3 separate regions of the Homo sapiens genome follow, and all the other regions are linked to region 2. Evidence: chromatin contacts called from ENCODE Hi-C or POLR2A ChIA-PET data. All regions are on one chromosome and are shown on one strand. Each heading gives the region's core, a stretch centred on a gene start or an enhancer-like site at or near the end of the contact. The rest is flanking DNA. Distances are from core to core; before and after follow the strand shown.

What was found. Hi-C counts contacts between places; a loop is a spot of excess contacts on that map. ChIA-PET counts read pairs that join two places held with the same protein, here RNA polymerase II (POLR2A). Pooled maps may share reads with other maps.
Region 1: a pooled map shows a loop between it and region 2 (4-fold over the local background). The contact joins the promoter of RANBP3 here to the promoter of DNAJB1 in region 2. A Hi-C loop is called at or near these places in 1 of 50 pooled maps. POLR2A ChIA-PET finds 5 or more read pairs at or near these places in 3 of 52 experiments (AG04449, T-cell and activated T-cell).
Region 3: a loop to region 2 is called in a pooled map, with 9 times the contacts of the local background. The contact joins the promoter of RAB11B here to the promoter of DNAJB1 in region 2. A Hi-C loop is called at or near these places in 1 of 50 pooled maps. POLR2A ChIA-PET finds 5 or more read pairs at or near these places in 2 of 52 experiments (CD4-positive, alpha-beta T cell and endothelial cell of umbilical vein).

Annotation. Positions count from the first base shown.
Region 1 is chr19:5,976,631-5,979,614 of GRCh38, forward strand. RANBP3 (RAN binding protein 3) reads right to left here and starts at 1,510. Exons shown (of 17, transcript NM_007322.3): 1 at 1,431-1,510. The coding sequence starts at 1,452. It overlaps RANBP3-DT (RANBP3 divergent transcript), which reads left to right and starts at 1,773. Exons shown (of 4, transcript NR_046376.1): 1 at 1,773-1,884. RefSeq lists silencers at 1,294-1,403, 1,634-1,803, 1,854-1,903.
Region 2 is chr19:14,516,564-14,519,648 of GRCh38, forward strand. DNAJB1 (DnaJ heat shock protein family (Hsp40) member B1) reads right to left here and starts at 1,834. Exons shown (of 3, transcript NM_006145.3): 1 at 1,576-1,834; 2 at 1-483. The coding sequence starts at 1,786. RefSeq lists silencers at 1,116-1,685, 1,896-2,215.
Region 3 is chr19:8,388,864-8,391,746 of GRCh38, forward strand. It overlaps RAB11B (RAB11B, member RAS oncogene family), which reads left to right and starts at 1,497. Exons shown (of 5, transcript NM_004218.4): 1 at 1,497-1,593. The coding sequence starts at 1,554. It overlaps RAB11B-AS1 (RAB11B antisense RNA 1), which reads right to left and starts at 1,828. Exons shown (of 3, transcript NR_038237.1): 1 at 1,146-1,828. It overlaps MIR4999 (microRNA 4999), which reads right to left and starts at 517; the gene lies at 427-517. RefSeq lists silencers at 1,129-1,410, 1,630-1,889 and an enhancer at 1,160-1,359.

The DNA.
Region 1 (2,984 bases), core at 260-2,759, 8.5 Mb before region 2:
CTACTCGGGAGGCTGAGGCAGGAGAATCACCTGAACCCGGGAGGCGGAGATTGCAGTGAGCCGAGATGGCGCCACTGCACTCCAGCCTGGCTACAGAGCTAGACTCCGTCCCAAAAAATAAAATAGAATAAAATGGCCAAGAATCAGGGAGAGAACCTGTGCTGCTGCCTGTACAGATGCCCAGCGCCCGCCCAACACCACACAGAATCAGAATCTGCAGGGACTGAGCACCCGTGGTCTGGCATCTGAAGCCAGGCCATCTTGGTTCACATCCCTGCTCCTTCCCAGCTGTGTGACACGCCTTGGATAAGCGACTTAACCACGTTGACTCAGTCTCCTCATCAAGTGAATGGGGCTAACAGTATCTATACCTCCTACCAGGGAAAACAGTATGTCAAGACTTTGCACCACACCTGGTAACTACCCTAAATGCTCCACAAGACCAAGCACTTCCTATCATCATTCATTCATTACTGCAATTCGGTAGGGAAAACCCTCCAGTCACAGGGAGCACCGAATGGGGGAATCAGAGCCAGACAGGTAGAGAGCTTGCCTGCATTTGTGCAACTAGAAAAGGGGGGGAGCTAAAAATAGGCCTCAGAAGTCTTGAAGCTACAGCGATGGCAACACGACTATGGATGGAAGCAGACATCAGCCTTATGGTGCCTTCTCGGGGGATCTGGAAGTGTAACCTTGTCAAAAACACTCAGGTGGGCTGTCAGCGCTCCACAGAGGAGGGACTCGCACGGTCTCTTGTCTGGAAGTGCAGCAAAAAGGGCCAAAGAGCAGCCAGGGTTTTCGGCGGCCCAGATCCTGCGGCGGGGCCTAAATGAGGGGGAGACGAAGCGCCCCGAAGGATCCGGGGGGAACTGGCGGGAAGTGGGGGCCGAAGTTCGGGGCGGGGACGGGGTGAAAACGGCCTGGGCTTCCTCCGTCCGCGGTGTGCGGCTGGCCCGCGGAGGACGAGGGCCTCACGGGCTTAGGAGATAGGCAGCCAGGCCGGGGAAGGGGAGATGCCGGGTGGCGGAGGACGAGGGGGCGGGGAGGGAGCGTGGCGCGCTCCGGGCCACAACCAGGCCCTAAGGTCTATTTACATCCGTGGCCGAAGCACTGGGGCCGCGCCTCCCGCCCCCTTCAGCCCCGAGCTTGGCTGCGACGCAGAGGGGCCTTAGGGCTGCGATCCCGATGGCCACCCGGCTCCTCTAGCCAGACGGCTGCAGTGGCTGGGGTTGCCGGGAGTGATGGGCCGGGCCGGTGAGCCCGGCCTGAGGGGACGCAATAGGGGGCGGCTGCAAGGCCCGCCACGGCGCTAGCCTGGAGCGGACGAAACCCTTGCACTCTGCGGTGCTCCCCCCAAGGGCTTGTGGCCCCTAGTCCTCCCGCCGCCCGTTCCCCGGCCGCCAGCCGGTCCCCAACGGCGCCTCCCCTACCTTCGTTCGCCAGGTCCGCCATTTTACTTCCTTAAGCCCTCCCACAAGGCCCCGCGCCGGCCCAGGCTCGCCTGCTTTCTGCCAGAAACTCCCGCGCGTGCGCACTTAACAAGCCGACTCCGTGTGAGGCGGCCAGCTCGCGCCTGCGCGCTGAATGCCGCGCGGAGGCGAGCCCCGGATCGCCTGCCCTGCAGAGCAGCCTGCCCTGACGAGCCGCGCTCCTAGCACGCACCTGCGCACGAGCCATCTCCCGCCTCCTTTTCCCGCCGACTGAGAGGGCGGGGAAAGGGCCGGGAAGGGCGCATGCGCAGTGGCAGCGACTAAGGTTTAGTGAGGCGGCACCGCGCGGCCCGAGGCGGGTCTTGAAGCACTCGTTTTCCCACTCGTTTTCCGGGGTTCCCCCGCGGTGGGACAGTGAGCAGTTCAGGGCGCCGCAGCCGAGGCCTTCCTCCAGGTAAATCGCCGGGCCTGCGGGGGCTTCCCACACGCGCGGGCGGGAGACGCGTTGCCTCCTACCTCAGTTTACCCGCCTTAGGAGCCGGTACCTTCGGCAAACGCTTTCCTGAAACCACGGGGGAAGTGGCGAGAGGGCGCGGGGTGCTTGGGATTGGGGGGTAAATCAGAGCTCATCGGCGGGGGCGGGGGTCGTGGTCAGGCTCTAGGAGGGGGCGCAGCCCTGGGACCCAGGTGCTGGCGTTGGGGGCGGGGGGAGCCGGCGCGAGGGACTCGACCCCTCGGAGCTACGAGAATCAACTTCACAAGCTCATGGGAGGGGAACCGCGCGCCTCCAGGTTACCCATCTGTAAAATGGGACCATCAGCCTCACTCACAAGGCTCATGGGAGGGTCCTGGACACCCTGGAGTTGTTCTCTACTCACCTGCTATGAATCTCTCAGCAAATCCTTCGGACTTGGCCTTGCCTCCAAAATACAGCCCAGAGCCACCCATTGTCACCCCCAGGCTGTCACCACCCTAGGCCACATCGTCCGTATCTATCTCATGGAAGACTTGGACAGCGGCCTCTCTGCTATCCTTTGCTGCATTCTTTTGAAGCCCCAGGCTTGGTTCTGCACATGGCCGCAGGCTGAGGAGTCTTTGAAAAATATAATCAGCCAGACGCGGTAGCTCACCCCTGGAATCCCAGCACTGCGGGAGGCCAAGGTGGGAGGATCGCTTGAGCTCAGTTCAAAACCAGCCTAGGCAACAGAGCAAGACCCCATCTCTACAAAAACACAAAAATTACCCGGATGTGGTGGTGCAAGCCTGTGGTCCCAGCTACTTGGGAGGCTGAGGCAGGAGGATCACTTGAGCCCAGGAGGTTGAGGCTGCAGTGAGCTGTGACAGTGCCACTGCCACCATCCTAGGGACACAGCAAGAACCTCCCCCATATATATACACATATATACTTTGTTTTTATCTATATATATACACACAGATATATACATACACGTGTGCATATATATGTGTGTGTGTGTATATATATATATATACACATAGACTGAAAATGGAAATATCAAGGCCACTCAGTGCTTCCAGAGGGCTCTCAGCTGAACT
Region 2 (3,085 bases), core at 584-3,083:
GAATGTTGTTGGAGGTCTGGTCTCCTTCCTTGGGGAAAGTGATTTTGGTTCCTTCTTTCCACCCCTTCTTCACTTCGATGGTCAATATTTTGTCTTCGTTTCGAATGCTCTTTCCGTCGGGGTTTAGCCGCTTGTGGGAGATTTTCATCTTCTTGGTACAGCCGCTGTAGATCTCTTCAAGGGAGACTCGAAGGTCGTGGGTGACTGGGGGATCTTGCTTCTTTCGGGCGGGCTCTTGGGCAGAGCGGGAGCGGCCAAAGTTCACGTTGGTGAAGCCACCCATGCCCATAGGGAAGCCAGAGAATGGGTCATCAATGTCCATGCCTTCCTCCCCGTTCCGCTGCCCAAAAAAGGTGTCAAAGGGATTTCTGCCACCGAAGAACTCAGCAAACATGGCATGAGGGTCTCCATGGAATGTGTAGCTGAAAGAGGTACCATTGGCACCACCGCCGCTACCGCCACTGGGGCCACTCCCCTTTAGGCCTGAAAAGCAGATTTAGAAGCAGTCAGATGGCTGAACAGCAGACTCTCTCTCGAGCTTCCCTTACAGGGGGAAACAGCTTGGAAGCCATGGGGGAGGAACTTTTTTGTCTGTCAGGGGAGAGCAAGGAAGAACCCCAAGTTTCTACCTCTCACTGCCAACAGCAGAGACGCCCCCCTACCAACAGTATTTCCGCGTAGCCTGACAGTGGAAAAGGACTCATGCGGTTAGGTGTTCACCTCCAGGTGCCACCTAGGCCCTGCCACTCCTGGACTGACCCATCCTCCTGGCAACATCACCAAGAGATGGCTAAAGACACATGGTCCAGGGTCGGCTTTCGGTAAGTGTTTACTCTCAACGTTTTAGGGCTAATGGTGCGTAGGAAGAGAAGAAAAAAAAAAACAAAAATAAATAGGGAGTTTTTAAATCCTCACACATTAGCATTCACTGCCACCATCCTTGCACAAAAAGTCAGCTCCAGATCAAGCCCAGAAGCCAGCCTGAATCATCAACGGGCACAGGAACAAAAAGCCCTGCTCTCCTTACCCTCCGAGGCGGCCCCGCTCTCCGGACCTGGGCGGCCGCTGCCTCCTGCGTGCCCTGCCGGGGCCAGGTCATCACTTCCCGGGAATTATCCCAACCCAGCCCCCAAGCCCACGAACGGGGTCGGCTCCTGCATTCACAACCCCTCGCCCCGCAGCTGAGCCGGAGGCGCCGCCCCGCGGACCCCGGCGGCCGAGCCCAGGTGAGCCCGGGTCCGCAGCGGGCTCCGCCGCGCCGTCCCCGTCGTCACCCCCGGCTCCCCCACCCCCATGCACCGCACCCCGGGGCTGCTCGGGGCCGCGGGAGGAGGCGCCCGGGGAGGGGCAGCCCCAGACATGCTAGAAGCTTCTGGCCGAGCGGCTGGGCCAAGGCTCCTCCTCCCACCGCGCGGCCGCCAATCCGAGGGCGGAGGCCCGCGAGGCCGGAGGGCGGGGCAGCTCGGCCCCACGGCCCGGGGCGTCCTTCCCGGGGGGCCGCCGAGAGGGGCCAGCGTGCCTCAGTTTCCCTGTCTGTCAAAAGGCGGGGCCGCGCCCCTGGCCGCGAGCACACACCTTCCTCCCCGTAGCGGTCGAAGATCTCGCGCTTGCGCGGGTCGCTGAGCACGTCGTAGGCCTCAGCGATCTCCTTGAACTTCTCCTCGGCGCCGGGCTCCTTGTTCTTGTCCGGGTGGTAGCGCAGCGCCTGGCGGCGGTAGGCCCGCTTGATCTCCTCGTCCGACGCGCCGCGGGCCAGGCCCAACGTCTGGTAGTAGTCTTTACCCATGACCCCCTCCTGCGGCCCGCCGACCCGCTGTCGCCGTCCCCCGGCTCCGCCGCCGACCAGTCCCGGACTCTATATACCCGTCCGGCGGAAGCTTCCAGAGCCCGCCAGCCCCCTCCAGAACCTTCCGCCCCGCCCGCCCCCGCGGCGCCGGCCAATCGCCGCCGCCCTTTCAGCGACACGCGACATCCGGGGCGGGGCCTCGCCGTCAACGGCCGCCCGCGCGGGGCCACGCCCCCTCCCGCTCCGCCCTCGGCAACACCTCCCCGCGGCGCGCGCGCACAGGTCGGAGGAGGCCCCGCCCACCTTTCGGGACGAGCCAATCGCGACCTTCTTTCCCTCTCTACGCGGCCCCAGCTACCCTGCGTCCCGCCCTCCGCCTGGGTCAGTAGGTCGGGACCCACAGCGAACTTGCTGTTCCAGGAAGGGGTGGGGCCTGGGACTACCCAGTCCTTTCCCCGGGAGGCGATGAACCTGCTCGCCCTTGTCTCGTGGGGCCTGCGGTGGGCTCCCGCCCGGTGACGCCGGACGAACTACCTAACCTGTGTCTGCCTAACCCAGGGGCCCCCTTCTATCTACAACATGGCAATAAGAGAACCTATCAGGCCGGGCGCGGAGCCTCATGCCTGTAATCCCATCACTTCCTGAGGCCAAGACAGGAGGATCTCTTGAGCCTAGGAGTTGGAGACCAGCCTAGGCAACATAAGGAGACTCCGTTTCTATTTAAGATTAACAAACAGGCCGGGCGCGGTGGCTCACGCCTGTAATCCCAGCATTTTGGGAGGCCGAGGCGGGCGGATCACTTGAGGTCAGGAGTTCGAGACCAGCCTGGCCAACATGGTGAAACCCCATCTCTGCTAAAAATATAAAAATTACCCGGGCGTTGGTGGCACGAACCTGTAATCCCAGCTACTCAGGAGATTGAGGCCTGAGAATAGCTTGAATCGGGGAGGCGGAGGTTGCAGTGAGCCGAGATCCGGCCGTTGCACTCCAGCCTCGGCAACAGAGCGAGACTCCGTCTCATAAATAAATAAAATAAGTAAAATAAAGTAAAATGAACAAAAAACCCACCAGCGCTATTCTCCCAACCGTGGGGAGAAGGATTTTGGGACGGAAGACTGCCTCTGTTCTCACCTCCTAAAGCAAGGTGAGGATCTGGACGGAAGCGCATCTCCCAAGGTCCTCCCAGTCCCGCCTTCTTCCCTTTACTGCCCTCTCAAGATCACTTGCCGCTAAATTTGAAATTTATCTTGTCTCTTGGCTTTCAATGTGTCTTCCCTCCCAGTCTGACATCGCCACCTG
Region 3 (2,883 bases), core at 247-2,746, 6.1 Mb before region 2:
ACTCTCACTACACACACAGTTAATTATGGAAGGCAATGGATAGGTTAATTGCTTAACTCTCATAATTGGCCATGTGTGGTGAAAATGCCTGTAATCCCAGCACTTTGGGAGGCCAAGGTGGGCGAATCACCTGAGGTCAGGAGTTCGAGATCAGCCTGACCAACATGGAGAAACCCCGTCTCTACTAAAAATACAAAAAAATTAGCCAAGCATGGTGGTGCATGCCTGTAATCCCAGCTATTCGGGAGGCTGAGGCATGAGAATCGCTTGAACCCGGGAGGCAGAGGCTGCAGTGAGCCGAGAGCACACCATTGCACTTCAGCCTGGGCAACGACAGCAAAACTCCGTCTCAAAAAAAAAAAAAAAAACTGTCATAATTATTATTTCACTGGGTACATGTGTATCAAAACACACGCTGTACACCCTAAATATATAAAACAAACACATACTGTATTGTCAGGTAGTGATAAATCCTATCACTACCTGACAATACAGCAGTATGTGTTTTATTTTCTATATTACCTATTTTTATATTTTACCTATGTGGCAAAATATAGGACAAAAGAGGGGTAGTGGTAGGAGGTCCTGTTGGAGAGCATTGGTATCCAGTAAGGATTTAAAAGTATTTATTTAACAAAGAATAGCAGAAAGTGGACGGTTGATTCACACTTGGTGCAATCTCGGCTCACTGCAACCTCCACCTCCCAGGTTCAAGCGATTCTCCTGCCTCAACCTCCTGAGTAGCTGGGTTTACAGGCACCAGCGACCACGCCCGACTAATTTTTGTATTTTTAGTAGAAACGGGGTTTCACCATGTTGGTCAGGCTGGTCTCGAACTCCTGACCTCGTGATCCGCCAGCCTCGGCCTCCCAAAGTCCTGGAATTACAGGCGTGAGCCACCGCGCCTGGCTGATCTGGTTATTTTCAAAAGATTCCATGAGACGGGTTTCTTCAGTTTACAGAGGAGGAAACTGAGGCACAGAAGGATAACCCAGTGAGTCCCAATATAGAGATGGAGACTGCAACCGAGAAAGGGGACCCAGCGCTGAGGTCCCCGGAAATGGTCATTTATGGGCTTGGGGGGCGACCAGGGCAGCGCGCGCTGACCTATGACGTCATCGGGACGTTAAGCATCGTAGCATTACCTGGACGTAGCCCCATTTCTCTTCCCGGACAGGTCCTCTGATAGTCGGGTAGGTTCTCAATCAAGCCTCTCATTAGTTATTTGGTCTGTCAATCCATTTCATTCCTGCAGTCTTCCGCCCCGCCCTCTTGAGCTCGCCCCTGATAGGCTGGCGCGTCCGTCACTTCAAAAAGGTCCGCATTCCTTCCGCCTTTCTCCAGGACACCGAGGGCGAGGAGGGTGGTACCAAGCGGCGCCCACCCTCAGAGCACTACTTCCATCTCTGATTGGCTTCGCTGGGTGCCCGTCGCTACTCCACTCGCCGCTGATAGGCCATTCAACCGCCGCTCTGCGCGGCGCCGGCTCCGCCCCCGTCGGGTGTTTGTGGTGGGGCTGCGGAGTCGCCGATCCCGCCGGAAGCGCCAGGACAATGGGGACCCGGGACGACGAGTACGACTACCTATTCAAAGGTGCGGCCGGTGGGGCACAGACGGGCGAAGTCGTGGCGGCGAGGCGGCGGGCAGACGGGCCAAGGCCGCGCTCCAGGCCGCTGGGCCCAGGCCGGAGCCCGGGGCTTGGGGCCCGGCGGGTCAGGCAGCCGGGAAGGCCGGAGCCGACCGGGCAGCATCAGCTTCGGGCTAGGATGCGCGGCTATACGGAGCCGGAGGCCCGGAGAGACCTGGGGGACCTAGGACGCGCCGGGGCGGGGCCAGAGCCTAGAGGGGGTGGGGCCCGGAGCGGTGGGAGAGGCTGTTAGGGCGGGGCCTCCGCAGGGGGTGGAGCTTTCCCAAGATTTGGCGGGCCGGGCTGGGCTGAAAGCGTGATTCGGGATGGGGGCGGGGTTTTTAGGGGCGGGGCTAAGGCGTGATGGGCGTGACCAATAGGTGGGTTGGGCCTGGGCAAACGGAGGCGGGGCTCTCACGAGGCTTGTCCTGATTGGGGCAGCGTGTTTGGGGGTGGGGCCCGGGAGAGGCGGGGCAGGCAATGGGGGCTGGGCCGAGATGAGGGCCTGGGGGTGAGGTGTGTGGTGGTGGGAGCCTTGGATTGGGGTGCAAAGCTGGGATTGAGTGGAAAGGCACCCGTGTGTGCAGCAAGAATTCCATCTCTTCACTCAGAACTCTCAACAGTGCTAAGCCAGTACTTGCACTTTTCTGAGCACTTTACCCGAATTAACTAAAATCCTCACTGCAGCCCTTTGAGGTTGATACTAACCAGCCTCTCTTTTTACACGTTGGGAAACTGAGGCCCAGAGTGACAAAGACACAGTTTATAAGTGTTGGAACCCGATTGAGCCCAGGCCACCTGTAGGCCTTACCACTTAGGAAGCGTGTCTTAGGGGGCTTGTGGCCAGCATCTGGGACTTTGGGTTGTTGGACCAACTTCTTCCAACACGTGCGCACTGATGGCCGGGGCCCCAGCCAGCCTGCTGGAGGGTCTTCCCCGCCCGAGGGACTGAGGGGGCTCTAGGAGCATCACATAAGGCCTAGGTAGATCAGGCAGCCATTGCCCATTTAGGGACAGCTGGAGGAAGCCGGAGTCCCTTGTTTCTCAGCTGAGCCTTCTGTGCCCAGCTACACTTTGGCCTAGTGGTCTGCCCTGGTTGCTGGGCTCCCTGGCTGACAATGGCAGCCCTTGAGGGCTAACCCCTGGATCCAAGGTGCCTTCACCCTGCGGCCTGCTCTATGAGGGCCTGCGTCGCACATCAGCTGTTGGTATCCTCACCTCGCTGAGCCGTTCCTCCGAGTGTGCTCTGTGGCTTG